2 separate regions of the Homo sapiens genome follow, and region 2 is linked to region 1. Evidence: chromatin loops called from intact Hi-C (ENCODE). Cell type or tissue: endothelial cell of umbilical vein. All regions are shown on one strand. Links, peaks and the distances in the headings refer to the core of each region. The heading gives the core; the rest is flanking DNA.

The links. Peaks named below come from ENCODE experiments on the same cell type or tissue, not always from the same donor. Only the 100,000 strongest peaks of a DNase experiment are listed, where the experiment ranks them.
Region 2: it touches region 1 in a loop (11-fold over the local background); 10 of 110 quality-filtered maps call a loop at or near these places.

The regions. Positions count from the first base shown.
Region 1 is chr11:19,667,561-19,683,621 of GRCh38, reverse strand. It overlaps a transcript of NAV2 not described here. Among named protein-coding and RNA genes, the nearest start is that of NAV2, 37 kb to the left of the region's middle. RefSeq lists enhancers at 5,484-5,653, 12,922-13,443. In endothelial cell of umbilical vein, for the core only: no CTCF peak of the experiment used is centred there; DNase peaks (open chromatin) are centred at 3,281 and 7,031; H3K27ac peaks cover 3,183 bases.
Region 2 is chr11:19,587,241-19,603,301 of GRCh38, reverse strand. LOC124900310 (small nucleolar RNA SNORA1) reads left to right here and starts at 12,011; the gene lies at 12,011-12,146. It also overlaps a transcript of NAV2 not described here. In endothelial cell of umbilical vein, for the core only: no CTCF peak of the experiment used is centred there; DNase peaks (open chromatin) are centred at 5,941, 6,801 and 7,241; H3K27ac peaks cover 3,251 bases.

The DNA of each region.
Region 1 (16,061 bases), core at 2,809-10,808:
CCACAGTGCTATCCAAATCCTTGCCAAGGTGCTCCAAGAGAACATCCAGGCCTTGCCTGACTCTTCTCCCCACAGGCCTCTTGGATGGGCCCAGTCAGCTGGCTGAGAACTCTACCAGTAATGCCAGCATAGGGGATTTGGCTGAGCTCAGTACAATATGTTTTTATCTGTACCAAATTATGACCCATAAAAATTCAGTCCTTGCTAGGACACAAGCAGCTAAAAAAGAAGGTGACCCAACTCAACCTTTTCTCTTTTAAGAAAACACATCACTGACCCCGCCTTCCTAAGCTGCTGCCATGAGGCTTTCTGTTACACCCCGCAACCCCTGACATTCCGTTTAGAGGAAATGAAAAACTACTCTCTCTCCTTGGCCCTCCCCATTCAAACAGGCTTACATGTGTCCCAGAAGAAGGCCACTGATGACTTCCCAAACTCCCGGCTACTCTTCCTTCCTCAGAGAAACACAAAATATTAGCACTACAAGGAAATTTAAGGATCATTTAATACAAATACCCCCATTTTATCTATATGAACCAAAGCAGTCACTGAAACCCAGATCTTCTAACTTCTAGCCAGAACCAGGGTGGCACAGTTGACAATCCACAGATTAACAAAGGTTTGAATCTAGTCCTCCCTCATCCTAGTTCTGCAACCTTGGAAAATGCTTCACTTCTCTGAACCTCACTGTTTTCATCTGAAAAATGGGCAAAATGAATATGATATGTTTTGGATGTTTGTCCTCTCCAAATCTCATATTGGAATGAGTGTTGGAGATGGGGCCTGGTGGGAGGTGTTTGGTCATGGGGGCAGATCCCTCATGAACGGCTTAGCGTCATACTCCTGATAGTGTGTTCTCACTCAGTTCATGCAAGATCTGCTTATTTAAAAGAGTGTGTGGCATCTCTGCCCTCTCTGTCATGCTCCCTCTCTCACATGTAATATGTAGCCCCCCATCCCTTCTGCTATCATTGTAAGCTTCCTGAGGCCCTCGCCAAAAGCAGATGCTGGTGCCATGCTTGTATAGCCTTCAGAATCATGAGCCAATTAAACCTCTTTTCTTTATGAATTACCCAGCCTCAGGTATTTCTTTATAGCGACACAAATGGACTGACACAATACCAGCCTCCCAGGTCCTCGCAGAGGTTAATGGGGCTATGTATATAAAGCACTTCACAATGTGCTTGGCACATTGACCGCAGTGCTCATTTCCACAGTACACATTTCCTTTCTGGGCAGTTTACGAACTTCTCTAAGGCTCAGTGTCCTCATCTGTTAAGTAGGATAACAATTGGATTATGAGATAAGGCATGTGTGTAAAAAGTTTAGCACAGTTCTTAGCACATACCAAGCATGTGGAAGCAATTATTATTAGCATGGTATTATCACCAGCCCCTTCTTTCTTTCTTTCTTTCCTCCCTCTCCAGATTCCCACTCCTCAATCTACATAAGTCAACAGAGCAATGTGTAGGGTGTACCATGGGGTGAGTATGTTGTATGTGGGTAAGGTGCTGTCTAGGGGAGTGAGTCCAGGTGCTGTGCCTGATGCTCTGGTGGTAGTGGGCAGCCCTGGAACCCTGCAGAGTGAAGTCCACTCTGTGGCTTGCTCTCTCTCAGCTGCTTGATCAGATCATGTGACTAACACAAGCTATCTTGATATTGTGGACATCTATCTATTCCCTGCTAGATGTATTTTCTCAGGTGGAGGTGTCCTAATTTCTATATGAAACCACCACGCAGCCTCCTGAGGCTGCCAGACACCTGACACGTACATCCCACAGGAATTCCATTCAGATGTGTCCACAGGTCTCAGTGGATTCCCACAGTGGCTTCCTAGCTACCTGGTCTGGAGGACATGCTTACTATGCATTGGTGAGAGTTTCTGGACACTGAATACATGTTCTGTATAGAGAGATTTCCTGTACTCCAATCCCAGACTTGCCAAAGGCTGGCCAGATCCTCCCAGAACTGCAGGCTATTGGTGTGGAGGACCAAGGGCTCATCCCAAGGGGCAAACCTATTGCTAAATCCCATCAGACTGGTCACCTCTTTAGAGGGACTTAGGCAGACCAGTGGGCCATTAATGCCAAATAATTAAATCGATAGGCTTCTAGAAGATAAACCTGATCTCAACTCAGCTAGCCATTTCACACAGAGTGGTGCAATTACCCCCAAATTGCAGAGAGACCTGGGTTCAAACGCTAACTCTATCACTAACTGACTTTGGGTGTTTCCTCACCATTCAAAACTTCAACTTCCCTATATATAAAATAAGGACAAGCAAATCTATCTTTTATAACTGCGGTGAAATTAAATTGAAAATTGATGATACTTCAATGCCTGGCACATTGTCATTATTTGATAATGATCCAGTTAGGACAAAACATATGAAGAAGGACTGCCAGGTCAGGGGACGTCCCTGAGAGAATCTCACTGCCAGGCATGACCTTGTCCCCAGAAGCTAGATCATTTCAGTTCAACCCCTGGCTCTGTCTCTCATTAGTAAGTTAGTTAAATTCTGCACCTCAGTTTCTGTCTCTATCTGTAAGTGGGGATAATGATAATACCTACCCCAAAGGGGTTTGTGATGATTAAATTAATTACTTAATGTAAAATGCTTAGAACAGTGCCTGGCACCCGCTAAGTGCTGCAAAAATGTTGGCTATTCATAATAGAACTAAGTGATTCATCAGTAGTCTGAAATAAATTCCTAAAGCATGGGCTTTGGAAGCCCTTGATTGTTTGGCTTTACTGAAATGACAGGTGCAAAGAAGGCATGAGACCCCTACCGTTCTCTCACGTGAGCTCATTCCTGAGCAGAAGAGCCGTGTTTTATAATAATTACCACTTCTGGAATGCTTGCCATATGCCAGTTCCTTTATAAATTTTAGCTCTCATTCTCACAGGAACCCTCTTATATAGGCATTATTATCCCCATTTTGCAGATAAGGAAACTAAGGTTCAGATAGGTGAAGTGATTTTCCCAAAGGGGCACAGCAGGTAGGGGTAGAGGCAGGATTCAAATGCAGGTCTGTCTGGCTCCATAGCCACAGCCTCCTTGCTTCCCTAAGCAGAATGGGGTTCCGCATCCCTCCTGTGTGTGCGGGTGAGGGGTGTGTCCTACAGTTCCCCAGCACTCATTCAGCCCTACTGGCCTGGCTGGGTGGTTGATATTTAAAAACTGGAGAGGAGGGGAAAAAAACCCTTAAAAACAATAAACAGTGATTCAGACTGAGTCTTTACTCAGGCGGTTACGGGAAACTGGCGGGAGGCGACAGCCTTAGTCACTTAGGAATGGCCGAGCCCCTGACTCATGGGCAGCAGATCACGCTGCTCAGGACAGAAGCCAGCACTGCATTCGGTGCCAAAAAGGCAGGAAAACGCTCTAAAGAGGGGGGTGGGGGATGAAAAGAATGATGTGCTGGGGCCAGAGCTATCTTTTGTGAGGAGGCAGGCTTGTCCTGGGTGCTGGAATAACATCCAAACCCCCAAGCCTGATGTTCCAGCCCCCTTTCTGGAGCCCTCCTCTTTTCCAATCTGATTTCTCTCTATTCTCATTCAAGAACCCCACCCTCCAGCCAAATGGGATGGCCCACTGTGCCCAGGATGTCCTGTCTTTGCCCCTCACTCCAGGTGCCTTGGCCCCCAACCCTCCTGGCCTCTCTTGTGCCCAATAGGTAGGGCTCCCCTCCAGGGGCCCTTCCTCTTGCCTTCAGCACTAAATTCAGCCCCTCATTCCTCAGGTATTTAAGGAGCACACATTATGTGTTAAGTTCTATGTTAGATACTGGAAATCCAAAGATAGCTTAGACACAGTCCCTGCCCTCAGGAAGCTCATACCTAGTGTTTGTTTCAGTACCAGGTACAGGAGTACACAGGTCACAACAAGAACCGCCAAAAAGGAAGGGCTGTGATGTGGGGAGCACAGAACACAGCCGGGGTGTCCCAAACCACCCTAGGAACCAGGGTTCCCTAAAGGACGTGATGTTTGAGATGAATCTTGAAGAGTAGGAATGAGTCAAGAGATGGTGGGGTAGAGAGGGGAAGGATATAGAATCATCTCTCTCTTCTAAACAAAAACAGAAACAAAAGCTGAGGCAGGTACTGTGAGTTTATTGTACCAAAGGGGAAGGAAATGAAGAAAAAACAGAGGGGCAAAATAATAGCCCCCAAATCTTTTTGTGTTTTTTTGAGACAGAGTCTCGTTCTGTTGCCCAGGCTGGAGTGCAGTGGCACAATCTCGGTTCACTGCAACCTCCGTCTCCCAGGTTCAAGTGATTCTCCTGCCTCAGCCTCCAGAGTAGCTGAGACTACAGGCATGTGCCACCACGTCCAGATAAATTTTGTATTTTTAGTAGAGATAGGGTTTCACCATATTGGCCAGGCTGCTCTCGAACTCCTGACGTCAGGTGATCCACCCGCCTCAGCCTCCCAAAGTGTTTGGATTACAGGCGTGAGCCGCTGCACCCAGCCAGCCTCAAAATCTTGTTAAAATTTTGGACTAATTCCTCTCAGCCTTTTCTCCATATAGCTCTATGTGTGGAGACATATACATTTTTAAAAACCCAAAACATGTTAATCTGACCGCTTTGTAATTTGCTTTTCACATTTAACAACATAGGAAATCTTTCTATGTTGATAAATATTAGTCAACATAACAGATGCCACAGCTGATCTGGCCTGAGAGAGGTCGGTTTAGCTCGTGGAGGTGGTGGGAAATTCTGAATTTGAACACCTAGCACTGGGGAATGTACTCATCCATTCTCCACAGGCCCCACCTCTCCTCGCTGTCTTACACAAATAAGATCTGCTTCTCTGTTCACATCAGCTGCCTGGCCAATCCGGGCATTAGCATTTTGAGCCCCTGATGCTCAACATTTGAATGGCTATGTGGTATCTCGGAAGATGATGCCCCTTGATTCACCTGGCATTTTCCCCATGCTTCTCTTTCGACACTGCCAATTTCTACCCTAGATAGCAATTGATCACACAGCTGCTGCCTTCCCATCTGCGGGCTCCTCAGACGCGGGTTCTATATGTGATGTTTCTTGCTCTCCCATCACAGAGCCTAGCACAGCTCTACTGTGACTTGCGCACAACAGGCAGTCACTAAACAGTTGATGAAAAGAGAAAGGAGGAAAGTTACAGGGTTAAGCTCTTGACCCCTCCCAGTGCAGGTGAGACACCCATTTCATCCAGATCCTGCAGCGAGATGACAGGCATGGGCTCCGGAGTAAGCATGCCTGGACTCCTATTCTGGTCCCACCACTGACTAGGCTAGGCAAGTTATTTAATCTTTCTACGTTTCATTTCTCATGTACAAAACGAGAATACTAATTGTACCCATTGTGCTAGGCTGTTGTGAAGGTTCAATCCTACAAAAAAGGAGCTTAGAACAGAACCTGGCACACAATCACAAAAGTTAGCAATTGGTTTTCTTCTTATCATCCTTATTATCTTGGGCGCTCTCCAAGTGCAAGTTGGGACTCAACTCCCCTCTGAAGGAGGCTTTCTTCTTGGTCAGCATCCCCTCGCTCCTATTCCTGCGGCGCAGCCTCTCCCTCTGGAGAGGGGTCTCTGGCCAGTCCCCAACCTGACAATAGGGATGGATTCTCTTCTCCTCAAAGGAGAAGGATACTGGGATTGTGGCCAGCAGTTTCCAGGCGTTTGGAAAAACCTCAGTGGGTTAGACCAGGGGTTGGCAAACTTTTTCTATAAAAGGCCAGATAGTAAATATTTTAGGCTTTGCAGGCCATATGGTCTTTGTTGCAACCACTCAATCTTGCCCTTGTAGCATGAAGGCAGTCATGGACAATACAGAAACGAATGGTCATGACTGTGTTCCAATAAAACCGTATTTACAAAAACGTGGCCAGCTGATTTGGCCTGGGGGCCATAGTTTGCTGGCCTCTGTAGATCAATCACAAAATCACTCAGTCAGGGCTGTGAGTCTTCTCTGCTTCTCTGTAACCCTGAAAATGCTCCTTTCCTTCCCTGAACCTAATTTTTGTCATTTATCAATTGAGGAGTTTGGGACAGATAATTTTTAGGAGTCATTCTGTCTTGAAAATGCAATAAGTCTATGACTGACAAGCTGTGTGACTTTGGGCAAGGCCCGACCCTCTCTGGGCCTCAGTCTCCTCCTCTGTAAAATGAGGGGATGCATTGATTATCAAGCCCTGATCACAAGCCGAGTAGGACACACTGGGCTTGGGAGGCACCCAGACCATGGCCAGGTGCTGCCTTTGCCCACCTCACTGCCTTTCTTCCCGCAGCCAGGGACCTCTGCAAGCTGTCACCCTGGGCTCGGCCAAAATTCAGTCATGCTTCGTGATGCAGTCAAGTTGCTCTTGCCCAAATGGCTTGCCTGGAAATCACTCTGCAGCCAGACTGCAGCAATCCAGGTTGGATTACGCCAGGCATATGGGGAGACTCTTTGTGCAGGGTGCCAAGTGGCAGTACAGGCTGGGGTTAGTATCACCATGGTCTGGACCCGACTGCAGCTTGCCCCAGAGGCCTGTAGGGACAAGGAGTTCTCCACTTCACAAGGCCAAGTTGATAGCCTTTTTCTGTGGCTGGCAGTCTTGATTCTTTCCTTGAGAGGCCGTGCCTTCACTCTTGGTGTGGTTAACAGGCGCCCACAAACTCACACATGCACACACAATCACATGGTACTCTTGTGACTGTCACATCCTAGGAAATGTCTTAACGATCTAAGGAGAGTCAGGAAGCTCTCCAGACCCAACCAAATGCTACTTTTATCCCCGTAAAAAGAGAGGGCCAGCTGCTCTGGCCTGACCCACAATAAGGCAACCCTTAGAAGATGAATTGAGTCGCCAGTGGGAAACCACAGCATCCTCGTGGCCTAACCCAGGCCTGGGACAGCCTGGTTCTCTGAGAGCCAAAGTGCCAACAGCAATGACACCACCAGCACACTGGGCAATTCTACCCAGCAGATGCCTCCACCCCATAGAGTGCATGACGTCCACATCTTCCCTGGGGTATCGGAATAACAAAGGCTGTGTCCCAGCACTATTGTACAGCTAGGGAAGGCCGGAAACCAAGCTACAGGAAACTGGTTGCTATGGTTTCCTTGAGCGTAATGCCACAGAAATTGCTTTCTAAAAATTTTTTTTTTTTCAGGGAGAGGTAAGGAGGGAAACACTGACTTCAATATTTACCATGCACCAAGCATTGTGCTAGGTTGTAAATACTCAAAGTGAATCACTAGGATTGGTAGTATTATCTTCATTTTGCAAATGAGAATATGGAAGCACAGAGGAACTAAGACTCTTGCTCACAGACACACAGCTGGAAGGTGGGAGAGCCAGTTATGAACCCAAGATCTCCACACTGCAGTGCATGCTCCTTTTCAAATATATGTGGTGGGAGCCAAGAGATCTTGCAACCTAAAATATTCTTATTATGAGGCCAGACTGGAGCAGGGAGGGGGATCGAGGAGGAAGGGACAGGGAAGAAGCTAAATGAGAGAAATCAAACAGCTGAGGAATGAAGACTGATGCCTTCTGATGTGCCAGAACAAGGCTCTCAGGGTGGGTAGAAGGGGCACAGGACTTGGCACCAAAGGGCCTTAGTGTGAAGGTCACCTTCCTCACTCCCAGCCAGAGCCTCCCACATCTGTAAAATGGGTATAACAATCATATCTGCCCTTAGGGTTGTTGTAAGGATTAATTGAAATAATATACATCAAATGCATGGTACAGAGTAAGCACTCAGAAAATGTTAACATTCTTGCGATTGATATTATTATTAATTATACTGTTGTGAAAACTCGTGAATTACCAATTGCTGTACAAATATCAATTAGTTTCGAGGGGACTTGAGCAACTCTGAGGCTAACTCAGTTGAGGGAGTAGAGCTAAAACACATTTGGGCCCCGGGACTGGCCATGCAGGTTGGTACACTCCACAGCTCACACACTGTACAAAGCAGCCCTGATTTATTGGCGCATAGAAGGAAGCTTCCTACCACACATTTCTCAGTCAGTGATGCAAGCATTCATTCCACAGGTATTTATTGAACACCTATTTGCTATGTCCTGTGCCAGGAGGCATATGACATGCTCCCTGCTCTCCAGGAGCTCACAGACAGTGAAGGAGACAGAAAAGCAACTACAGACTGATGCCTCATATAGTTGGACACAGGCAGTGGGTGTCTACTCTTTACAGGGAGTGTATGCATGCGTGTGTGAGCATGCGTGTATGTGTCCTGGTGGGCAGGAAAGGCTTCTCTGAGAAGGGAGCCCTTAAGTTAAGCCTTAAAAAATAACTGGGAGTTTATCAAATAAGTGAGGGAGGGCAGACTGGGAAAAAGGAATAATACCTACAAAGACTCCAGGGCATTTTTGAAACATATGATTAAAGTTTAAGTGTACATCCATGGCGTAGAGTCAGGGAGAGCTAGAGAGGTGAGTTGAATGAGAGATGGAATGGAAATAAAGGTTGGGACCAAGTTGAACAGGGCCTTTTTTACCATGCTAAGGATCCTGGAGGTTTCTCTCTGCTGAGGCAAGAGGAGGAAGCTGCGGTGTGCATGAAGGATGTGGCCATGAGGTCTCTGGAGGTCCTGAGGGGGACGGATTAGAAGCACTCAGGCTCTTGATCTCTGCTAGGCACCTTACTGAGCTCTTTGCATGGATTTCCTACTTTGATTCTCACCCAAACTCCATAAAGTGGTGCAACTATTTCCCCATTTTGCAGAGGAGGAAACCAAGGCTTAGCTAAATTCTGTGTTAGATTTGAACCCAGGGAGGTGGCCCTTTGCCCTCCTAATAGCTACTGCCTCTTACTGTGGACAGGGAGTACATTTCAGAGGTCAAACAAGAGGCCAGGAAAGAAGTTATGAAGTCTGAAGGAGGGAAGTATCTTGTGGGTGGAGGCTGAGGTGGAAAACCTTATGTTCCAGGCAGAGAAGTGCCCAGGAAGCCTGAGGCTCAGGAAAACCTGCTCTCTAGGTGATCTCACTCACAGAAACTTGAAGCTGTTAACACATAGCCATTGAGATTCCTTTCTGGGTTTGCCCCCACCTTTTGTTTGAAGGAGGTAAGCCTGGCCCGTGACAACACTTGAGAACAAACTGCTCACTGCAAAACTGGGAGAAGAAAGCAGAGGCATATACCCTTTTTTCCCTTGGGGAATTTGACCTTTGGGGCTCGTTGCTTATAACCTTCCATTGAAAAAAAATTGCTACTTGGGAGCTGCAGTCATTCCTGCCTGTCAAGAGTGGCCCTCTGGCCCAAAGGCTGGCACCCAGAAGGACTTGCTCTCCTTTTGAGAGCGCGCCCTCCCGTCCCTCTTGTGTAAATAAGTACCCTGGAGTGGAAATAAAATAATAATTGGGGCACAGTTATTCTCAGGCCAGTCTCGGGAAGTTTCCAGGCAGCTCAGGGAGACGGCGGCTTCAAGAGTTCCTGATGCAGAGGTAACAGAGAAGGTGAGTTGGGGCCAGCAGGAGAGAGCGCAGAGGAATAGCCTGATGCTTAGCCAAAAGCTCCTTCCACAACCCAGGCCAGAGGCACTTGGCTGCACAGCCCAGGACTGACGACGGCCCACGCTGCTTTCCAAGCGCCCCTGAGTTGCTGTTACTTAATTAGCTCCATGGCCATAAAAGGCTGGCTCAGCTTGGAGGAGGCGCCTGGCCCCAAGAAGCAGCACACTGAAGTGTCATAAAAACACAGCATGGAGAAGGGGCAGGAAAAGGAAGGGCAGGTGGGAAATTCAAGTCATCTTGGGTCTGTTGTTTCTAATAGGGCTTGCTCACCCTGGCCTGAAAGGATCCTGGGACCCTGCCCCTGAGCCCTGGTTGCTCACATTCACTACTGTGCCTAGATTTAACCCATCATGGAAGGGAGGGAACAGGCCCCGAGAGCAGAAAGTTGCAAGCTTTGGTGCTTGTGGTGTTTAAACAAAACCAGAAGACAAGGCACACAAAATTTCAGCCCTCTATTTAAAATCATTGCCAGGATTCTTATAAAACTGACTAATGTGCCACTTAATGTCTTCTGTTCCTCCCCAATTAACACCTCAATTTGAGAAAATTATTGTAGAGTATAGTGCCAAGGAAACTTGTTATCAGAGAAGCTGTGCTCACAGGGTGGTGAGAGGAGAGGTTTGGAATCAAACTTCTCTGGGTTTGAATTTTGGCTTGGGCACAAGCTGGCTGTTTGACCTTAAGAAAATAACTTCACCTTTCTGTTCTTCATTTGTTTCCTCATCTGTCAAATGATGATAATAATAGGATTTATTTCTTAAGATTGGTAGAAGAATTAAAATTCTGTGCATAAGGCACCCAGCACAGTGCCTGGCATATAGCAGATGCTCAAAAAACACAGACATATCTGAATATATTCATAAAACTCAATGTAGCATCTCTAGCATCCTGGTTCTATAAATGGAGATAGTAATAAGTATCATTACAGGGTTGCGTGTGGAAATTCCTTCCATGGTAATGGTCCTCAGCATATGCTAAGTATTAGTCTTTTTCTCTTTTCTTTCCCTCCCTTGCCTAGGCTGCTCAGAGGTTCAGAGCCAAATTCAATGTTTAATATAGCTCTTGGGCAATGGCTATTTCTTTTCCTTTCTATTATATCAACCATGTTGTATCCATGTAACTTGTTACAACCTGTCTCAAATTCCTTTTGAAGAGAGGCCAGGAGCAAACAAACACACAAACACTTACAAATCTATATTCTGCCCCATGGGAACTCTTCCCTGTTCCTCTGCCTGCCTCCTTAAGACCTAAATCCTCTGGCTTAGAAGGTACCATAAGCTGCTAGCTAGTAGCTGCATGGTTCCCTGACCCCTGATTCCCACTGTTTCTGACACAGAGGGCACTCAACCTGCCCATGGGCCTATCCTGAGCCTGAGCTGGTTGGTGTGGGAGGTGCCAGCTTGCGTCATCTCTTAGGCTCCTTCCCCATGTCCTCTCTCTGCTGCTGGTTCTGTGTCAATTACCCTCAGCATATCCCTCCTGCCCTCCATCCCTTGGGTCAAGCAGATGAGAAAGAAGTCCCATTGGCCACCATTTGCAGAGCATTTACAGGGGCTCACTGGCTCCTGAGGATACCCCCAAGAGGAAGATCCTATCATGATACCCCCTTTATGGGTGGAAAATTAACACTTGGAGAAATAGAATAACTTACTCAACCAAGGTCAGTTGGTGGCAGAGCCAGGAATAGAACCCAAGCTGAGGAAAAATGAATCACAATGCCACTTTGACCAGCAGCGATACCCATGTAGATCTCCCTCACTGCTAAGGGTTGAATGCACATTCAGGCTCTGCAACTTTATAAGAATAAAAAAATGGAGAAAAGTTAAACAACCACACAAATCCCAAATATTTCTTGAGCATGGACTCAGGACCTGGTGTTGGGCTGGGGACTTGGTGAGACTGTGCACTGCACTTTGCTATGTGCCTGGAAGCATGCTCGGCAACTCCACTCAGAGTTCCCAGGAGATGTAGTGCTGGTCCCTGCTCCATCCCCTGGCTTGCTGTTCCCTCAGCCTAATCTCATTCCTCCTTTCTTCCTTCTCATTTCTCATTCTTACTCAACTCGGAAATCTTCCCCAAGAAGTCTACATTCCCACAGCGCTTGGTGGCACCCATCACTATTGTAATGGCCTGTCTGTGAATGTCTCTCCCTCTAGACAGGGCATTTTCTGCGGACATGAATCAAGCTTTACACATCTTTGAATTCCCCACATGTAGACCAGTGCTAAGCATGCAGGAGGAGCTCCTAAAGGTTTGTTTACCTAAACCAGGAGGTGGCAAATTACAGCCCATGGGTCAGATCTGGCCCTTGGCCTGTTTTCGTCTGGCCCCTGAGCTAAGAATGGTTTTTACATTTTTAAAGGGTTGCAAACAAATAAAGCAAAAACAAGAATATGCAACAGAGACAGTACACGGCCGTGCAAAGCCTGAAACATTTATGATCTTGCCCTTTATGGAAACAATTTGCCAACCCCTGCTCTAAACTGTTGAAACTCAGTCTTGTGCAGGAAACAGGTGGGGCAGAGGAGCTAAGGGGACAAGTGGGGTTCAGTCTGACAACAAGGAGCTTCGCTGGATGCAGGAGAAAGACAGGAACCACGAGAAACAGGGGAGGGAGCACATCATGCCAACCTGTGGTGGGAGCAGGGAGCACTCAGAGAGACTCCACAGAGCAAGCTGAGATCAAAGGGCCAGTAGGGTTTTCAGAGTCACCATCAACAAGACATATTCCTAGCTGAAGGACAGGACATAAAAACTACATGAAATAAGAAGCTCTGTGTAAAGAAGCCGATAACCTAAGAAATCACGCCATAAATTATGGAGGGATACTGTGTGCTTGTGTGCTTGGGATTGCTAAATGTCATAAGTTTTTTAAAGCACAAACCAGTAGTTGGTGAGACAAGAACAAGAGCAAACAGTACAAAACTAGGGAAATCTCAAGAACTAGATCAGAGATACATGGCAACCAGTGCTAATTGATCACCATCTTCTTTTATGATAGGCTCAGATGTAGCTTCAAAATGCCTGTCAGCCCAAGCTCCAGCCTGCTCTGTGCACTTAGCATGCACCCCGGAGGTGTAACCATTTGCCATCCTTAGACTAGATGGAGTCTCCAGACTCTTGGCATAGCGGGGGCTTTGAGGAGAGGGGCTGGGGAGCTGGGTGGACCCAAGGAGCTCCTCCCTTAGCTGCGCTGGCATTCCAAGGGGCCGGATGAACTAGATTGTGGCTGCAGAGTGCTTAGACTAGGCCACTGGGGAAGACAGGGTGTCATTATTTATCCACACAAAGGGCTGCGTGGTTGTTATGTCTTTATTAATAATTTCCTGTGGGCTCAGAGGTGCCCGCAAGCTGCAGCATCACCTAATTGGCTGCTTCTGCCTTCTATGTGACCCAGCTGCCGCTTCAAAGCCTGGGCCTTCCTTTGGGTGTGGAGGGACCAAGCAATTAGCACCCGCCTCCTCCCTCCTCTGCTCAGTGAGTCAGAGAGATGCTTGGTCAGCAGTCCTCTTCTCCTGGCCTGTCCTCTGAGGACTTCAGACACCCTCAGCAGCCTCAGATGAGGAGCCACAGGGTGGCTGCAGCCTTTTCCTTGGAATGTGACCAAAGAACATGCACTGTCCCCTCTCCGCGGGGTTCCCTGAGCACTGCAAGGGTAGACACTTCACTTGGCAAGTATCTGTTGAGCCTGTACTGTTTGTAAACTCAGCGGGAGTCCCCGGAGATGCAGCAGTGAGGAGGAGTGGCTTGGCCTTTTCCTTGTGGAGTTCCTAGGAAATCCAACAAGGCTGTGATGGCCCGGGGAGATCAGAGTTAGGTGAGCAGGCAGCAAACCCAGACTCCGGGAATCAAGGAAGTCTTGCTAAAGGATCTGAGGCCTACGCAGAGATGTCATGGATGGGTGGGAGTCACTGCTGTGAGTGGCAAGGAGTATGCAGGTTCTAGGCAGAGGCAACAGCGTGTGCTAGTAGAGGCAACACAGTGTGCGTGGCATATGTGAGGGACTGAGGCTCAGAGAGGCTGGATCATAGCTTGCAGGGTGGGCATGACAAGGAGAGGCCGGAGTCCATGAGTTAGTGAAGGCAGGAGCTGGATCGCATGGGACTTTGTGGCAAACTGAAAGCATTAGGGCTTTTTCCTGAGTATGTTGATGTGTGTATGCAGGGCATATGATTATATTCACATTTTAGAAAATCTTGAGATCTAGATCCCAAGTGGGATTTAAAATCTGACCCACTGGGCATCACCCAGGACAAGGGAGGAAGGAGCCCCATCTCACCATGGGTCACCATGGGCAAATGGGTCTCACTCATTGGCACTTGTCCTTAAAAGGGCACTGAAAGGCACTTGGAATTTACTAAGAGGAAAGGGAACTGGATAGGGTACTGGATAGGACCCTCTTACCAAGCTCAAACCACTCAGCCAGGTGCTTCTGGCTCAAAGGCTCACTAGTGCTGAGCTTCATTGCAAGCAGGATCTCACTGGCGGTGGAAGGAGAGGGAGCTGTGAGCTCCATGGTACCCAATGCCTAACCTTTGGTAGGTAATCCATACAGTTAGCACTTAAACAGAGCATACTGTGCACAAGGCACTGTGCTTTACACATCCCAACTCATTTAATCATCCCCAGACCATGAGAGAGGTGCTATTGTCATCCACACTTCAGTGATGTTAAAATTGAGCACAGAGAGGGTAAGTCACTTGCCCAACCCCATATAGCAGGTACATGGTAGAGCCACTTTTAGTGACTCAGTGAAGAAGGAAAGGAAGGAATGAGAAAGGCCATCTGAGGCTTTGGAATGGGAAAGTATTCAGTGAGATGAAATGGAGTAGATGAGAACACTGGAGTGACAGTGCATGTAGGTGTCCAACATGGCTGGAGCCTGTGGGGAGTGGGCAGTGAAGCCCATCTTGCAGATAGCTTGTGCAATTAAATGGCCTTTCATACAGAAAGGCCCAGTGTAGCTTCTGGCACTGAGGAATAGCTCAATAAAACTTTGGTGCTGGCTGCACTGTCTCTTTGTGCCCAGTGCCCCTGCTAGAGCTAACCATCTCTCTAATGGCCGTCACTTGTCCAGCCATGGATTTTCCCATTCACCTGTCTGCTTGTCCTTCATTTTGCTGGCATCCCAAGAGAATGGACAAGAGATGAAAATCCAAGGTTTCCTAATTGTCTCCCATAGGCCTGTCATGTATAGGGAAACACTCAACAAGCATGAAATAGGAGATTATTGTCTGTTACCTGCATTCTGCCTAGACAGCAGGCTAACTAATACCCTAAGGGAGAGAGCCAGGGATCCTGGGGCCTTACTTCTGATTTGGCAAGCAGATGAGCTGATGTGAAAGAGTGTGAATTCTCAGCAGCCACAGATTGGACACCAGGGTGAGGTGGCTCAGCGTCCCTGTCTTCAACCTAGCCTTGAAACAAAGGATGAGTCAAGGGCCTGAATGAGGAGGGACAGGAAAAGTGTGCCCCACCCTGGATTGAGATGATGCAAGATCATCACTGAGCTACAAACACACTTCAAATCACTGGACTATGGAACGTAGGGCTACTTTTTTTTTTTTTTTTTTTTTTTTGAGACCGAGTCTCATTCTGTTGCCCAGGCTAGAGTGCAATGGCATGAATTCGGCTCACTGCAACTTCCACCTCCCAGGTTCAAGAGATTCTCGTGCCTCAGCCTGCCAAGTAGCTGGGACTACAGATGTGAGTCACCACGCCTGGCTGATTTTTGTATTTTTAGTAGAGGTGAGGTTTCGCCATGTTGGCTGGTCTTGAACTCCTGACCTCAGGTGATCCACCCGCCTTGGCCTCTCAAAGTGCTGAGATTACAGGCGTAAGCCACCATGCCCAGCCTTAGGGATACTTTTTAAGGCAATTGATGGCGACAATGTTTCATATGTGAAATGCAAATCTTATATGTCATGGGACCAAAAAAATGTTCTCTTTTGTAACATTTCCCTCCCTGCTCTGCCTGCTCAGATTCTCTCCTTCCTCTGTCCTCTCTGCTCCCAGGAGGGTCCTGCCAGTGTCGTCCTCTTGACCTGGGAATAGAGGGAGAGAATAGGTGGGATGGGCCTGTGGGTCTGGGCTGGGGGAGTTTGGGGGGATTTAGCTAAGACAGGCTGCAAGGGACCTTAGAAGTATAAGGGCAGTGGACGAGAGTGCTAAAACACAAGGAAACAAACACCTTGAGATGTGTAACTGCGGGTTTTAAGTCCCTTTAATGGTGTTTGAGGAATACAAATAAAGGACTTGAGTTATGTTGAAATTCCTTTTGGCTTCTGAAATGTGTTGTTTTAACCATGACACTGTTCTGGGTCTAAAACCCATGGACCACTGCTTTACTAGCTGTGTGCTTCTAGCTAATCTCATAGCAAAGAAGTCTATAAAATACACATTGATACTAGCCCAGTGAGTTCTCCAGTTCCTCAGAGATTATGCATTGACTTGTCTCATTCTATCACTTATTCATTCACTCACTCAACAAGCTCCTAATAAGCACCTATTATTATGTTCTAGGACCTGTGCTGGGCATAGGGGATCCAGAA
Region 2 (16,061 bases), core at 3,274-11,273, 81 kb after region 1:
AGTGGGTGTTTATAACTGTGAATATCTCCCTCCCTCCATTTCTGTCCCCCTCTAATACAGCTCCATGCTGCAGCCAGAAGGATCTGCTTACAATACAAATTTTAAATTCTATAATGCTCCTCTGTCACTCGAGAACCACCAGTGGACCTCCCTGCTGCCCACAAGGCAAAGCTACTACGTGACATGGAAGTCCTTTTGTGGTCTGGTCCTACGTAACCTCAGCCCTCTCTGTTGCCATCAGTGAACCCTCTGCCCACGGAGCAGAAATGTGTCATTGCTCCCTGAGTAATGATCCTTTGCTCATGCTGTTCCCTCAACTTAGAATGCCCTTCCTCCCTTTCTCCATCTTTCAGACTCTCACTGTAGTGGGTCGAATGGTGGTCCGCTAAATGATATGTCCACCTGGAATCCATAGAAACAACCACATTTGGAAAAAGGATCTTTGCAGGTATAAAGTTAATGGTATAGATGAGATTATCCTAGATTAGGGTGGCCCCTAAATCCAATAACAAATGTCCTCAGAAGAGAAGAGAAGGGGAGAAGATACAGAGGAGGGGGCCAGGCGAAAACAGAGGCAGAGATTGGAGTGATGCTGTCACAGCCACGAGACGCCTGGAGCCACCAGAGCTGGAAGAGGCAAGGAAGGACTTTCCTCTAGAGTCTGCCAAGAAAGCATGGCTCTGCCCACGCCTTGATTTTTATATTTCTGACCTCCAGAACTGTGAGAGAATAAATTTCTGTTGTCTTAAGTCACCAAGTTTGTGGTAACTTGTTATGGCAGCCCCAGGAAACTAATATACTCTCCCTTCAAGACTTGCAGAGAAGTGGCTGGGTGCGGTAGCTCATGCCTGTCATCCCAGCACTTTGGGAGGCCGAAGCAGGAAGATCATGAGGTCAGGAGCTCAAGACCAGCCTGGCCAACATAGTGAAACCCCATCTCTACTAAAAATACAAAAATTAGCCGGGCATGGTGGTGTGCACCTGCAGTCTCAGCTACTCGGGAGGCTGAGGCAGGAAAATAGCCTGAACTCGGGAGGCGGAGGTTGTGGTGAGCTGAGGTCACGCCGCTGCATTCCAGCCTGGGCAACAGAGCGAGACTCCATCTCAAAAAAAAAAAAAAAAAAAAAAGACTTGTAGAGATGCACTCCTTGCCTCCCACCCCTACTGGGGGATTGTGCATCCTTTTCATACTTGATGTCCCCGATTTCCTGGCCAAAGCTGATTGGACTGGGGATGAACACTTAGCCCAAGCTGGGCCAATCAGAGTGTCACAGGGACTCGAAACTGGGACAACAGGACCATGGGGCCCTGGTGGGGCAGGTCATCTAGGCTCAGAGCTGGGCAGTGTAGGATTGTGTGCAGAAAGGAAGCCATGCAGAGAGGAGCAGGACAGACATCATATGCCCTGATGATTTTCTAGTTCCTAGAGGAGAAGTTCCTGCTCTTTGTTTCTAAAAGATTCCCACTCCCACTTTTCCATAACCTGGCTTGAGCAAGTTTATTTTCCTTGCAACCAAATCATCCCTAAGCTAACAACTGAGCTTTAGTGTCACTTCATCTCTGACCCCATCGCATGGAGAGAGAAGATCCTAGTCTCTGGGCACCTCAGCTCTGTGTCCCCACCAAGATTCACTGTCACCGATAGCAATGTTTGCATGCCAGTTTTCCCCCAAACTGAGCTCTTCAACCAAGAATCAATCTTGTTCTGCCTGTTCCCATTTCCCCATTACCAGATGGGGTACCATGTCTGGGACCACAATGGATAAATAAATGAATAAAGGAAAAAATGCCACTCAGTTATGCCCACAAGAAACTTATGGTCAGGGTAGGAAGCCCAGACTGACACACATACCCAAGAGCACCATCCAAAAAGGACCAAGTAGAGGGCTGCTCTGAGTCCAGGAGGGGAGGCCGGAGGGCCACTGCGGAGGCAAGGGAAGGAGAAATTGTAGAAGTGGGGTGTGGGAGATGATCACTGGACCAGGCAGAAGGCAGGGTGGAAAAGGGAGGATGTTCCAAGTAGGGTGTAGGGGCAGTAGGGAGGAGGAAGCAGCAGCAATTGGGGTATGTGATAGAGATAGGGCCTGACTTTGAGCAGAAGTTTGCAGGCAGGAGCTCTGAAGGAAGGGATCACTGGGCCAGTCCTAGGCTTTGGGTAACTCATCCACCTAGCTGACACCCATCCAGACACTGTGCCCAGTGCCAGGTGTACAGAGATGACAGATAGCAGAATTCAAAGACCAGGCTGAAGCTCTTGAGAGAACAAGACTGTATCTGCTGTTCCAAGGAGGAGAAATAGTATATAAACAAAGCTTCTGTGGAGCACTTTACAGTTTAGAAAGTGCTTTCTCATGTATTAATGATTACAAAGTCACATGGTATAGTAGAAAAAGTGATGCTGCTGCAGAAAGCCTGAGTTAAGATCTTGCCTCTACCATTTGCTGGCTATAAAACCTTCAGCTAAGAACCTCCTTGAGCTTCAATTTCTTCATCTGTAGGATAACACCAGCTAGTGTTTATTGAACACCTAGTATATGCCTACTATTATAATTGCTTTTATGTGTATTAACTTATTTGATCTTCAAAAACAATACTACAAAGTAGTTACTATTGTTATCCCCATTTCGCAGCTATAGAAATTGAGGCTCAAGGAAGCTAAGAAACCCGCCCAAATCACACAACTACCCAGCAGAAGAGGTGAGATTTGAACCCAGTTATTCTGGCTCCAGAGTCCATGTTCTTAGCCACAATGCTGTACTGTAGATGATGACAGCAGCCCCTCCTCAAAAGTTTTGGGGGATCAGTAAGATTAATACACATGTAACTGGCTAGAGGTTATAGGTAAATATTGGCAACTGTTATAATTTTATCCAGTGCACACAATGTTAGAGCAGTTGGTTGCTTTAGCAGATGCTGTTGACAACCTGTCATGTTCCCTTGGCTTAGCCTGGAGGTCATTCACAGACAGTAGGCATGTCCCTCACCTAGGGACATCCTGTCTCTGAGAGATTCTTGTGCATCAAACAGGGCAGGCCAGAAGTGCTGGGGTTCTCATATCCCAGGAGAAAACCACACCCAATGAGGCAGATGAGTTGGTGCATAAACACCCCAGCTTCTTTGTTCCTCCATGGGACAATTCTGAGGTAGGTCCAACATAGTCCTTCAGAGGGCCCCTGTGGGATTGAGCCCAGCTGCCCATTATAGTAACCCACCCATTAGCACACCTTTTATTGGCTTTCTCCTCGCTGTCTCACTCCCCACTCCCTCACAGTGCTTCCTGGAATCACTTCCCAAATAAACTACTTGTACTGAAATACTTACTTCACAGTCTGTGTTGGAGGATCCAAACTAAGACACGGATGCAATTCAGTTTGGAGAGAGAGAAAAGGAAGAGATATACCCATTGAGGCTTGAGATTTTTCTGGGCAGATACTGCCAGGAGAAGAGCATCAGCCCTCGTAGTGAAGGGAAACGTTCCCAGTAACTAGAAAAATGGATCAGCCCTCCCTCATGCTGTTTCTCAAACAGAATAGCCCCTTCACCCACATTTCACCTGACACTTCAAAAAGATTGGCCATCAAGGGATTCTGGCAAGAGCCCTGATGCCTCTGGAGTAGATTACAGAAGCATTCCTTGAAACCTTAGGATGTGAGCATAAAATAAACACAAATAAGCTCCCCTTGTCTAAATAAACCAAGGTACAGTTTGATGAGGCAGTTTTCGTTTTCTCCCTACCCCTTCCACACTTCTCTCCTCAAAGGCCAGGCTTGTTTGCTTACTTATTTAATACTAAACCCTTTGTACCTTCAAAGAACGCCTTTGTGTCTGAGATGAAGTGGAGCATTTCTGCCTGCTGGACACAATTTTCCAAATGAACCTCCAAACACAGAGTAGCCCAGATTATTAACAATAAGACAACCTCGCAGGTTGGCCGGATGGATGAAATGAACAGGAGGTAAGAAGGAAAACATGAAAAAGGATGGATTTTCAGCAGGTTTTTCCAGCCAAACCATTTGCAATTCCACTGGAAAGGATTCTCAGGGGGAAAGAAACCAAAGAACATGGTGAGAAAAAAAGCAAATTACTGGCTCAGCAGTGTGACATCTTCCCTTGACAAGTTGGGCATGAGGAAAGAGAGAAAGACAAGTTGGGCATGAGGACACATTGAAAAGGACCAACGCTGGCCAGCATGATGGCACAGAGGGCTTTGTCACCTCCAAACGTGGGTGGCCTGGGCCACAGTCCTAGGCTGGGCTCAGAAGTGCCCCTGCCATTTCATCCATCATGGAAACTGCACAAACACTAAGAACAGAGGCATTTGACTGGACCCAGACATTTCAAATGGGGGGAAGCTTTCAGAGAACACAGTTGGAACCAAAAATCAACACAAGGATCACCAAATGCACACACACACACACAGGCCATAAAAGAACGTATTATGCAGAGCCAACTAAAGAAAAATCACGGGGGATATTTGCATTGTGAAGCATCCCATTCTCTAATGGGTCAAGTCCTTCCCATAAGAGGCCGGATAACCTACTGGTCAAAAGCTTGGTGGTGGAGTCAAACTCCCTGGGAGAGAATCTCCCTAGCTCTGCCACATATGGGCTGGGTGACCTCGGGCAAATTCCTTAATCTTTCTGTGTGCTTCCATTTCCTCATCTGCAAATGAGGGCTGATAGTAATAATTATATTAACCTCAGAGCATTGTCTGAGGTTAAATGAATAAATACATATACATCACCTAGAAGAGGGTCTGGCATGCCCAGCACATGTTAGCTCTGATCACTACATAACTTCAGCAGACAATAACTCATCAGCACTACAATAGCTTCCCAGGTACAATAGGATAAAAGTTAAAAAGACAAAGCAGCATAAAAGCAGGTCAGACTGAAAAAGAATTCCCTGAAGCTAGGAAACTACCTTACTTCAAACAAAGCACAGTGACCGTCTTACCTGTGTACAGTTTCCTCGGCTCACGGATGGCTACTCGCTGTGGGTGCCACAAGTGCAGTGTGAGCTCTGAGGACCCCCTGGCACCCCCAGGTTCTCTTTGGCATGCTAGAAAGGTCTGTTGGACTGCAGATCAGAAGTGTGGCTGAGGCTGGGGCACTGCCCTTGCAGAAGAGACGGCACACTCCCTCCCCTCTCCCTGCTCCCAAAAGCCGCTCTTCCATCTGGCTGTGCCTGTCACTGTCAGGGGGCGGCGGCATCTGCCTCTGAGCTGGTCAGTGGCTGGGGCCTGGCCCCCCAGGGCAGCAGAAGGGCATGCCATTGGCATGGGTCATAACTGGAGGCCAGCTGCCCCGTGGTCTCTCTGTGCAGAGAATGCTATGTCCCAGACCCACCTGCCCTTGAGAGCAGGGCCCCATCCCTGTCCTTAGCTCAAGACAGGGGCCCAGGATTTTCTTTACAGAGGTGAGAAATGGCCACGGCCATTCCTCCACTCATCTCAGACAAACACACGCACCCCAGTGAAACTCGCAGTTCTGTGCAGACATTCCTCACGCATCCCCGATCCTCCCCACCTCCTTCAGCTAAAAATGCCCACTTGTTTAGACTTCCGCAGCTTGGGCATGAAGCTGGAATTAAAACAGAGACAAAGGTCCACTATCAGTAATTATTTCTGAAGTAACAAGCAACTAATTGGGACTTACTGTTATTAAAAACCTATACGGCAGGCAGTAATTAAACTGCAGCTAATGAGAATTTCTGCACCAGGCTCTGCAGCCACCACATGGCTATTCTCCTCATCCTGGGTGGAAGGGACTGTTGTTGGAGGAAATAAATGGCTTCTTCATAGCCCTCCAAGAGATATTAGTCATATTGGAGATTTCTGCCCCAGGGAAGTCAGTAGTAAGATGGGGCAGCGAGGCAAGACAAGGCATAAATATGAGAAGCCCAGGAACACATGGAGGTTTCTAGATTGGCTGCTATTATCCTCTGGATGGTGACATCATGCCTCTGGGAAATGGCTGTGGGATACTGTCAAGTCAGTAGGAAAACAGCTGAATCAACTCTTTCATAAATAGATTTATTGAGCACTTCTTATGTGTTAGGAGCTCTGGGAGATGCATTTATATACATTATTTCATTTACTCTTCCTAACAGCCTGAGGAAGGAAGTACCACTAGGCCCTGTTTTACAGATAAGGAAACTTGGCTCAGAGAGACAAAGTCACCTATGGAAACTCACCTGGTTGCTGAGCAGAGTGAAGCCAGAGTTGGATCCAGAAGGAAGGAAAAACTTGGAGTCACATTCTTGCATGCAATACAGCAAAGGGAGGCAGTTGGTGGAGTCAGGGGGGCCAGCTAGGTGTGGCCACCTTCTAGCCTCCTGGTGAGCTTGTTTAGCTACCAAAACATTCTGTGCCTCCGTTTCTGCATCTGCAGAGTGGGGATAGTTATACCTACCTACTGGGTTTGCCGTAAAGACGAACAGCCTGCAGATGAAGTGTTTAGCCCAGGGCTTGGTGCATGGTAAACACTCAATAAAGTCCAGTTGTTATTCTAGGTGCTCTACAGATGCTCTCGGAAGTAGTGCCATCATTTGCTGAAACTCATTGTCTGAGCATGGCAGAGGTTTTGTAATAATGAAAGCTGTGGAAGTCTCAGCAAACAGTGTCTGTCTGCCTGTGTCCCTTGGGAAGGGGGCAGACAAACCCAGCGAGCTGGTTCTGCTCTGAGGCCACTGCCCTGGTGTCCGGGGCAGTGGGAGGCTGGCCAAGCTCCCAGACAGCCTGTCTCGGGCCTGGAGCACAGAGCCGTTGCCTCACCAGCTTGTAATGAACTGCGTCTCCATCCTGATTAGGGGAACAATCCTCACACAGAGAGACTCAGGGGAAGGAAATGACAACGTTGTGGGGACAGGGTATAACCTCACCTCCCAAGGAGGAGCTGGCTTCTGGGGAGCCGGTGAATTGAAGGTCACAGCCCAAGATGGTGCCCATCCCCAGGGAGGAGGCTGAGCAGATTCCACTAGGGCAAGTCTAGGATTTAAGAAATGTGCTAGGTTCAGCCAGGCCTCTGTATGCAAGCCTAGAAGGTAGCAGCTCATAGGCTCTGGTTTGCCAGAAAGGGCACACAAGGAAACCAGCCTTCCCTGGGCACCTACCCCATATCATTCCCCATGCCAGCCTTATGACATCAACATTGTCCTATAAAATAGAATTTTAGAGCACTGTCTTTTCCAAAACCGTGGGTTGCAGCCCATTACTGGGTTATGAAAACAATTTAGTGGGTGACTAATACCATTTTTAAAATAACGTGATTAATAAAAAAAACAGAAAATTTCAGAGTGCACTGCACGTGGTACAGATGAGTATTGTTTTAGGAATCTTTTATTTATTTAGTGTAAGTGTGTTTGGGAGCGGAATTGTGATATAAAATACATTTTTTACTGAGAATTATGGTCAAAACTTCTCGAAAGAATGCAGGCTCTGGCCAGGCATGGTGGCTTATGCCTGTAATCCCAGCACTTTGGGAGACCAAGGCAGGGGGACTGCTTAAGTCCAGATGTTTGAGACCAGCCTGGGCAACATAGTGAGACCCCATCACTAAAAAAAAAATTTTTTTTTTTTAATTAGCCTTCATGGTGGTGTGTCTGTGGTCCCAGCTACTCGGGAGGCTCTGAGGTGGGAGAATCACTTGAGCTTGGGTGGTTGAGGCTACAGTGAGTCATGATCGTGCCATTGCACTCCAGCCTGGGCAACAGAGTGAGATCCTGTCTCAAAAAATAAAAATAAAAAAAGAATGCAGGCTCTGAAATCAGACTGACTGGAGAACCTTGATCAAGTTGTAAAACCCCTCTGTGTCTCAGTTTCCTCATCTATAAAATGGGGATAATAATAGAACATTTCATAGTGTTGTTGCATGAAGTAAATGAGTTAATATTATAAAGTGCTTAAAGTGGTGTAGCAGACACTGCTAGCATTCATCAATTTCCCCTCAGCCAATCTCAAAGCCCCATACAGATAGTTCAGTTCCTTGTATGTGCCAATGCCTTCCTGAGTCTTTCTCCTGAGGATGCTCCCTGGTCATGGTTACATGCTTAGCCCAAGGACAGGGCAGGTCAAAGGTGTGGTGGAATGAATGCCCCAGGAGTGACCCTCCACCAATAAGGACTGGAAGATGGTGGATAAACACAGCAGTGGAGATTCTGAGGTGTGTTTCTCAGTCTCTAAGAGGATGTCCAGTGGGACTGAGCCCCCATTGCCCACCAAAATGACTCCTCCCCATCTCACTTCCCTGTTCTCTCACATCGCTTCCTGGGATCCCCTCCCATATAAACTTGCACCTAAGTCCTTGTCTTGGTGTCTAATCTTAATTTTGATGAACTTAAGCAGATTCTGACACAAAGTAAGTGCTTGATAGATGTTAGTTATTACTAATCACGTTCATCTTGAGAGAGGATCTTTGCAAGTGCTTTATGTGCAATATCTCATTTAATCCTCACACCAAGTCCACAAAGTAGGAACTGTGATTGTCCCCATTTTTCAGATAAGAAAACTGAGGCTTAGCAAAGTTAAGCACGCTGCTCAGGTTTACATAGCTAGAAAGGAAAGAGTTCCACTCTGAACCCATGAGTGTTACCAATGCCCCTGTTCTCCACCTCTCCTCTCTATTTAATCTATACAATCACTCTGCCAGCCAGCTACTGTGGTCACTCCCATTTTACAGATATGGAGATGGAAAGCCCAGGGAAATTATTTGCACTCAATTCCTGCACTATTCACTACCATGTTGGGACCGACAACTCATATCCTGACTCGTTACTGTGCTTTCCATGACAGCAGCAGCAGCAGCAGCCTGCTTCTATGTGCCCTGGATACAGAAGACACAGGAGAAATCCCTTCTTTAAAAAAAAAAAAAAAAGTCCCCGAAGTAGAAACCAGCCAGCTACCATCAAACCTTGCAGCACAGGAGAAAGGTAGGATGCGGTTGAAAAGAGACACAATTTTCAAAGACTTAGTGAAACTTACAGAAACTTAATGACACAGACAGATAGAAATCTGTTCTAGTGCTTGAGCCTCAACTCCTCAACCTGGTAAATGGGCCGATGACCTGGTACGAAGTCCCTCTACTCATTGCTGGCCTTCACTTTCAGCTCCTCTTCCTTATCTCCAACAGCCCCACCATGCAACCAAGGTACCTAGAGCTACTGTACCTTTGGTCTGAGCTCCATCTGCATGAAATTCACTGTGATGTTTCCCTGGAAACCTGCTGTGTGCCACACAGAGTGCTAACCTCTCAGTGCCCTAACTTCCTCATCTATTAAATTGGGATAATCCTAGTATCTTCTTCATGAGTTGTCGTGAGGATTAACTGAGCTAATTGTGCAAATCCCATAGCTGGCAAAGGACCCATATCTAGCATATATAAAGAATACTCAAAACTCCACATTAAAAAACAAACAATCCAACCAGAAGATGGGTAAATGACATGTAGAGACAGTTTACTGAAAAGAATATACAGATGGCAAATAAGCAGTGAAAAAATGTTCAACATCACCAGCTATTAGGGAGATGGAAAGTCAGACCATGAAAGGTGTCACTACATACCTTTTAGAGCAGATAAAATTAAAATAGTGGCAACACCAAATTCCAGCAAAGATGTAGAGACACTGAATCACTCACACATTGCTGGTGGGAATGTAAAATGGTACAGCCACTCTCGGAAAGAGTTTGACTTCCTTCCTAAAACACTAAACATATACTAACCATGTAACTCAACAATGGCACCCCCAAGCATTTATCCCTGTGAGATGAAGACTTATATTTGAAATAAAAATCTATACACAAATATTTATAGCTGCTTTATACGTCAAAGCCAAAAACTGGAAACAACCCAGATACTTTTCCTGGTTAAACCATGGTCTGTCAGTCAGTCATGTATCAGTGGTATATCGGTGTGTATCAGTGGTATATTGGTGGCATATCCATGGAACAGAACTCACCAGGAACAGAGGAATGAACTATAGACAGACAACCTGAATGGATCTCAAAGACATTATGCTGAGTGGGAAAAAAACAAAAGCCAAGCTTAAAAGGTCACATACTTTGCCATTCTACTTAGATAACATTGTTGAAATGACAACATTTTGCAGATAGAAAACATACTAATGGTTGGTTGCCAGGGGCTGGGGGTGGCGGAAGGGAGAGGGGTGGGTATGACTCTGAAGGGGCTGCACAAGGGAGATCTTTGTGGACAGGGGAGAGTTCTGTATCTTGATTGCGGTGGTGATTGTGTAAGATTCTCACAATTTTACACAAGTGAGAAAAGGACACAGAACAATACTCACACAGTCAATTGCCTGGTTCTGAAACTGTACTATAATTACATAATGTGTAAACATTGGAGAAAACCAGGTGAAAGGGACCTCTCAGTTCTATCTTTACATGGGATCTCTCAGTACCATCTTTGCAACTTCCTGCAAATCTATCATTATTTCAACATTTTTAAAAATGTTTTAAATGAACTACTTGTAAAAAGCTTAGAGCAGTGCCTAAATGAGCACTTAGTCAATATCAGCTCTCATTACTATTATTTTATTTTCATTGTTACTTCATACAAGTCATCTTAGTTAATGCTAACAATAAACTTGTTATCACAAGTTTTTAAAAATCCCTATTTTACAGGTGGGAATAGGGAAACTCAGACATATTAGATAACTTGTCTAAGTTTGCTTACCCAGAGAGACCTAGGAATTAAAAAGCCCAAGTTCATGGACTTCCCCCAAACATTCAACTATGAAGACCAGTAAGATAAAAATCTTTGCCCACATCAAGCTTTATAACATAGTGGGGGCAATGACAAAAATATAATTCAAATTCAAGTGGAATGTCACATACTGATCTATGGGAGGACAGGAAATGGAGGAATAAAAAATTCTGAGGTGATCTAGGAAGGCTTCCTAGAAGAGGTGGCATTTGGAATTGTTTTGAGGATTGAGTAGATTAGTAGGTGTGGAAAGAAGGCAGTGATGCAGGAAAGGGTATTCCAGGCAGAGAGAACCTGATCATTAAGCGGTGGGAGTGCTTAAACAACAGTAACAAGCCCAAGGTGGCTGAAGCAGCTGGTATGTGACCAGAGGAAGATGCAGATGAAGGACAAGCAGAGGATAGTCAATGAAGATAGGCGCTGAATGAGCAACAAATCAATATTGAATCAATCAAAGGGATGAATATGGGTGCCTCTATGTGGCCTGCTTCAAGCTAGATTCAATGATGATCCAAACGTACGTGGATGCTGGCCATGCAGATGTTATTCTGGGAGGGAAGATCAATAAGTGTGATAGGGGTCAGGACTTAACTGTAGATGGGGCTTGTCTCCTTAGCTTTTGCTCATTGTGGCCTCCATAGCCTGCCTTGGAAGCTGAATGGCCAATGTCTAAAGTGCATGTGCAATTATGACAGCGTCCACAACAAGCAGCCAGCCATCTGTATATGCTGAAAAGCCAGGCAGAACTCTGCTGTGGGTCTTGGGGTCCCAGGAAGCAAAGAGATCTTCCATTTCAGGACCTCAAGATAAAGTTTCTCAAGGTCCTCCCAAGGCTAAGCCCTAGCAGATACTGAAGGCAAACCCCTACTTTTTGTGGGTTATAGGGTCCCACAATGGTTGTTCTGGACCGTGGAATTTTATCTTTCAAGTCCTGATCCCTATCACACTTACACTAATTGATCTTTCCCCCTAGACAATAACATCCGCATGGTCAGGATCTACATCTGTTTGGGACATCACTGAATCCAGCTTGAAGCAGTTCACATAGAGGTGCCCATATTCAGATCCCTTTGATAGATCCAATATTGATTTGTTGGTCATCTGCTATTCTCAGGTTAGAGGTGAGGAAATAAGACTGTTCCTAAGTAGAGAAGAGACAACCATGGCACACTGCACAAAGGGCAATGACAGTGCCTGACCATCTAGACAAAAAAGAATGAGAAACTATCCTGGACCGTGACAAATGAAGGCAGTCACATATGCATAGCTTATCCTAAGAACTGTGAAGGTGATGCCCCATTCTCAAAGAGAATAGGCACTGTTGATCATGCGATCCAGAGATTGTTAATGGGGCTGCATTGAGAAACAAGCTATGTTTCCATTCACAGCAAACACATCGCAGTGGTGACAATGAGACCTGTAACATTTCTGCTAAGGTCACGAGTGAAAATGGGATGCAACACAACCTCAACATTAGAAAAATATTAAAGAATAATGCATTTTTGCTCATTAGCCAAAATAACAATATGCTTTCTACAATTCAACTGCTAGGGCCCTAAAGTGAATTATTTGAAGAATTAGACCCTAAAGATTCTGTATAGGAAGTTTTTAAAGTATTTCATCAGTATGTCTGTATTGAAGTGGAGACAAAAGAAGCCCAACTAAGATGGACAGAAGGACTGTGGATTCAGCATGAATCTCTAGAAAGGCCTATCTTGAAGATAAATCTTGACTCAAGATTTGGAGGAACTAAGATGACCCTGATGGGCAGTGGAACGAATGACAACATGTAAAATTCCTTAAATAAAAATGTATTGACTTAAAGAAAAAACCATAATGGTGGTATTTGGTTGTTTGTGAGCTTTTGCAGTCAGGATTGTTGCTCAAATACCTTCCTCACTTCTCCATATCTGCCCTGGTTTGCCTTTACCACACTGTCCCCCAGGGCCTGGCTCAGTTGATGCTTTTGGAAAATGGATTTTGAGCTGTAAAAGACAGCTTTTCCAGATATAAACTCAAGCTTCTGAAGCAAGAATTGGATTAAAAGGAGCAACCGAAAAGGACCTCAGAGATCCTCTGGGACAATTGCTTTTAATCTGGGTTTCCTGGAGCTTAAAGGTTCTGCAGAGGTGCCTGGGGTGCGGGGAGCTGGGAGGCAGTCCTGGGTAAGGGGGATGCTAAAGTGGCAAGGCTCAGGGTCTCCACCTTCCAGCCAGAAGAGCTCAATGTGACCTTTTTCACCCACTGAAGTTCCAAATCTGTTAGGAGAAAGATTCCAAGGTTTAAGGTTTAAAACCCCCTAAGCTAGTCCAACACCATCATCGTATCATAATTTTAAAAATAGCTGATTTTGAGTGTTTAGTGTGTGCCAGGAACCGTTATAAATGCTTTACATGCATTACCTCATCTAATCCTCGCAGCAGCTCTAAAAGCTAGGTACTATTATTATCTCAGTTTTACAGAGGAGAAAACGTCGGCACAGTGGTTAAGTAATTTGACCAATGCTCGCAGATCACAAGCGAGGAAGCCTAGCCTGGGACCCACACAGCTGGTTCCTGAGCCTACACAATTCACCACTACACAAGACTGAGGAAGTTGAGGCACAGAGAGAGGCAGGAACTTGCCCCAGGCCCCACGGTGAGCTCAGGGCTGAGCCTAGGCTGGAATCCCGCCTCCTGTGCCCTCTTGGATGCTTCTTCCTCCTGACATTCCCCTTCCCTCTCTCCTTCTCTACCCTACAGTGTGCCTTCTGGAACCAACTTACAGGTGGCTTTAAATAGACCATCCCTTGGTTACCAAGCATCTGTGCTCCCACGCTGGGAGCAGCTGAAGGAGATGGAGCTGTGATGGCTGATCGGCTTCTAGGCCCCCATTCTGAAAGGGGCTGTGGCTCTCTCTTGGCTGGAGCCTCACTTCCCACCTGCTGCTCTAGATACATAGAGGCCCTTCACCATTTGCATGCTGTCTATCCAGGCTCACCTACACATGCTCTTGCTATTGTGGATATGGATATGCCCTGTTCCTTTGACCATGCCATTCCCACTGCTGGGAATCCCTTTCCCGCTTTGTCAGCCTGGCGTACTCCTCCTCAAATGTCCTTTTTCCAGGGCCCTGACCTTCCTGACCTCCCTTCCAAGGCAGAATCAACCACACCTTCCCCAGCACTCTCCACATCACAGCACAGATCACTCCGAATTGTAACCACTGATTGAATTTATTTCCTTGATTAAAAATCATGCAGGTGGTCCCATTTTTCCTTTGGTAAAGTCAGGATAGCTCCTACAATCTGCCTCTGGTTAAGCTGGGAGGTTTTTTTTGTTTGTTCGTTTGATTGGTTGGTTGGTTTTTTGTTTGTTTTTTTGTCTTCCTGAAATTCTGTCATTAAATTGATAAACTGTTTTGTAACCATATCATCTTAGGATCCAAGAAATACAGGACTTCTCTGTCTCCCTCTAGACTGTGAGCTCACCTGGGTTGAGGGCCGTGATTCAATGTCTCTGGACACCCAGGAACCAGCACAGAGGAGGCACAGAGGAAGGACCAGGTATGGTGAGTCATGGTGCTCAGGGGCTGGACGGTGCCCTCTGTGCCCAGATCTCCATGGGAGGCATCCCAGAGGCCTAGGAGAACCCCAGCCATCTACCAATTGCCCATTGAGTTCATGAAACTACCTTATGATATGCAGAAAGAAACATGGGCAAGGACAGCAGGCTTCTTTTTCCCCCTCTAACCTGGCACAAATGAGGCTGACCAAGCCCAGCAAGATTCCAAACCACATCACACCCCATGCTCTGACTCCTTTCTTTTTTCTTAGAGATAGCTACCATTGTTGGCTTGTTCCTAGCAGTTAGCTCTCTTAAATTCTTTATTTCTAAGAGAATTTTCCAGCAGGTCTTCCACCATTTTCTATCCTTTTTCATTCTGCCTCCAGTGATCTTCTAGGCCCTCCAACCTATGTCTCCAATGGTAGTTGTGTACCACTTCTTCTGTTTGAACCTCAGCCCTATAAATATGAGGATCTTAGACTTGATAGGGTCTAGCAGGTTACACAGGACTTTGTTTATCATCTTCCTTTTCTCTGCCTATGGCAGACATTACTAATCAATCACAGCATGCTTGCCGTCAGAATTCATCTTCAGGAAGCCACTGTCAAGTGGGTTGGCTCACAAGCTGGGTCATTTTTGCAGCTATGGGCCTAGATGCCCTCTAAGGGAAACTCTAATCAGAGATCCTTGGGTAAAATATCCATACACCAGATTGTTTTGGATACTCCCAAATTTATATAATTTTAAATTTCTCTGTAATGAAATCAATTTGTAAAATGGATGAGTAACTAATTCAGGATTTTGTGGGAGCAGGAGGAGGAACATTTGACTAACCAGTGGACTCTGGGGTCAACAGATGTACCTTTGAACTGGCCCGAAATAGTTGACCAGGAATTTGGCTTTTCTGTCAGGTGACCCAAGTCAGGGAAGAAAGGAATAGAACTAGTAGGATAATCATTCATTCATTTCTTTCACAAACATTTACTGAGCACCTATTACATGCTAGACACTGATCTAAGGGCAAGAGATTTGCAGACAAAGATGGTGACAGCCCTCATGGTTGACCAGGTACTAGACCCAATGGCACTCTATTTGCATATCACATTTAATTTTTTATGGCCTCAAGGCTGGATTCCTGAATCATTGGGTGGAGAAGAGCTATCCACTGGCTAGAAATGTTAGCCTTGGACTAAAATGTGGATGAGAACTAAATTTCTATTGTGTTGGTGCCTTTATACATTGTGGTACCTTCTTGTTATAGAAGCTTGTGTTATCCTAATTAACATATTTTCTGTGTGCAGTCAGTCTCATTGTGACTTTGGTCTGGAAATGTCTTTGTAGCTCCATTGCTTACTTTCAGAAGAGCTCTTGGGATTGGGTACCCAAAGAAAATGTTCATCAGCCATGAATTAACCCTTGAAGTCAGATGCTTTCAACCCAGACCATAAGAGTTTTCTATGAGGACCAAAAAGCCCTGATAAAATGAACTCTCAATCTTTTAGAGAAAAATGTGGAGCTGGGAGCCAAGGTGGCTGAATAGGAACAGCTCCAGTCTACAGTTCCTAGCATGAGCGACGCAGAAGATGGGTGATTTCTGCGTTTCCAACTGAAGTACCAGGTTCATCTCACTGAGGAGTGTCAGACACTGGGTACAGGACAGTGGGGCAGCTCACTGAGCGTGAGCTGAAGCAGGGCAAGGCATCGCCTCACCCGGGATGTGCAAGGGGTCAGGGAATTCCCTTTCCTAGTCAAAGAAAGGGGTGACAGGCAGCACCTGGAAAACTGGGTCACTCCCACC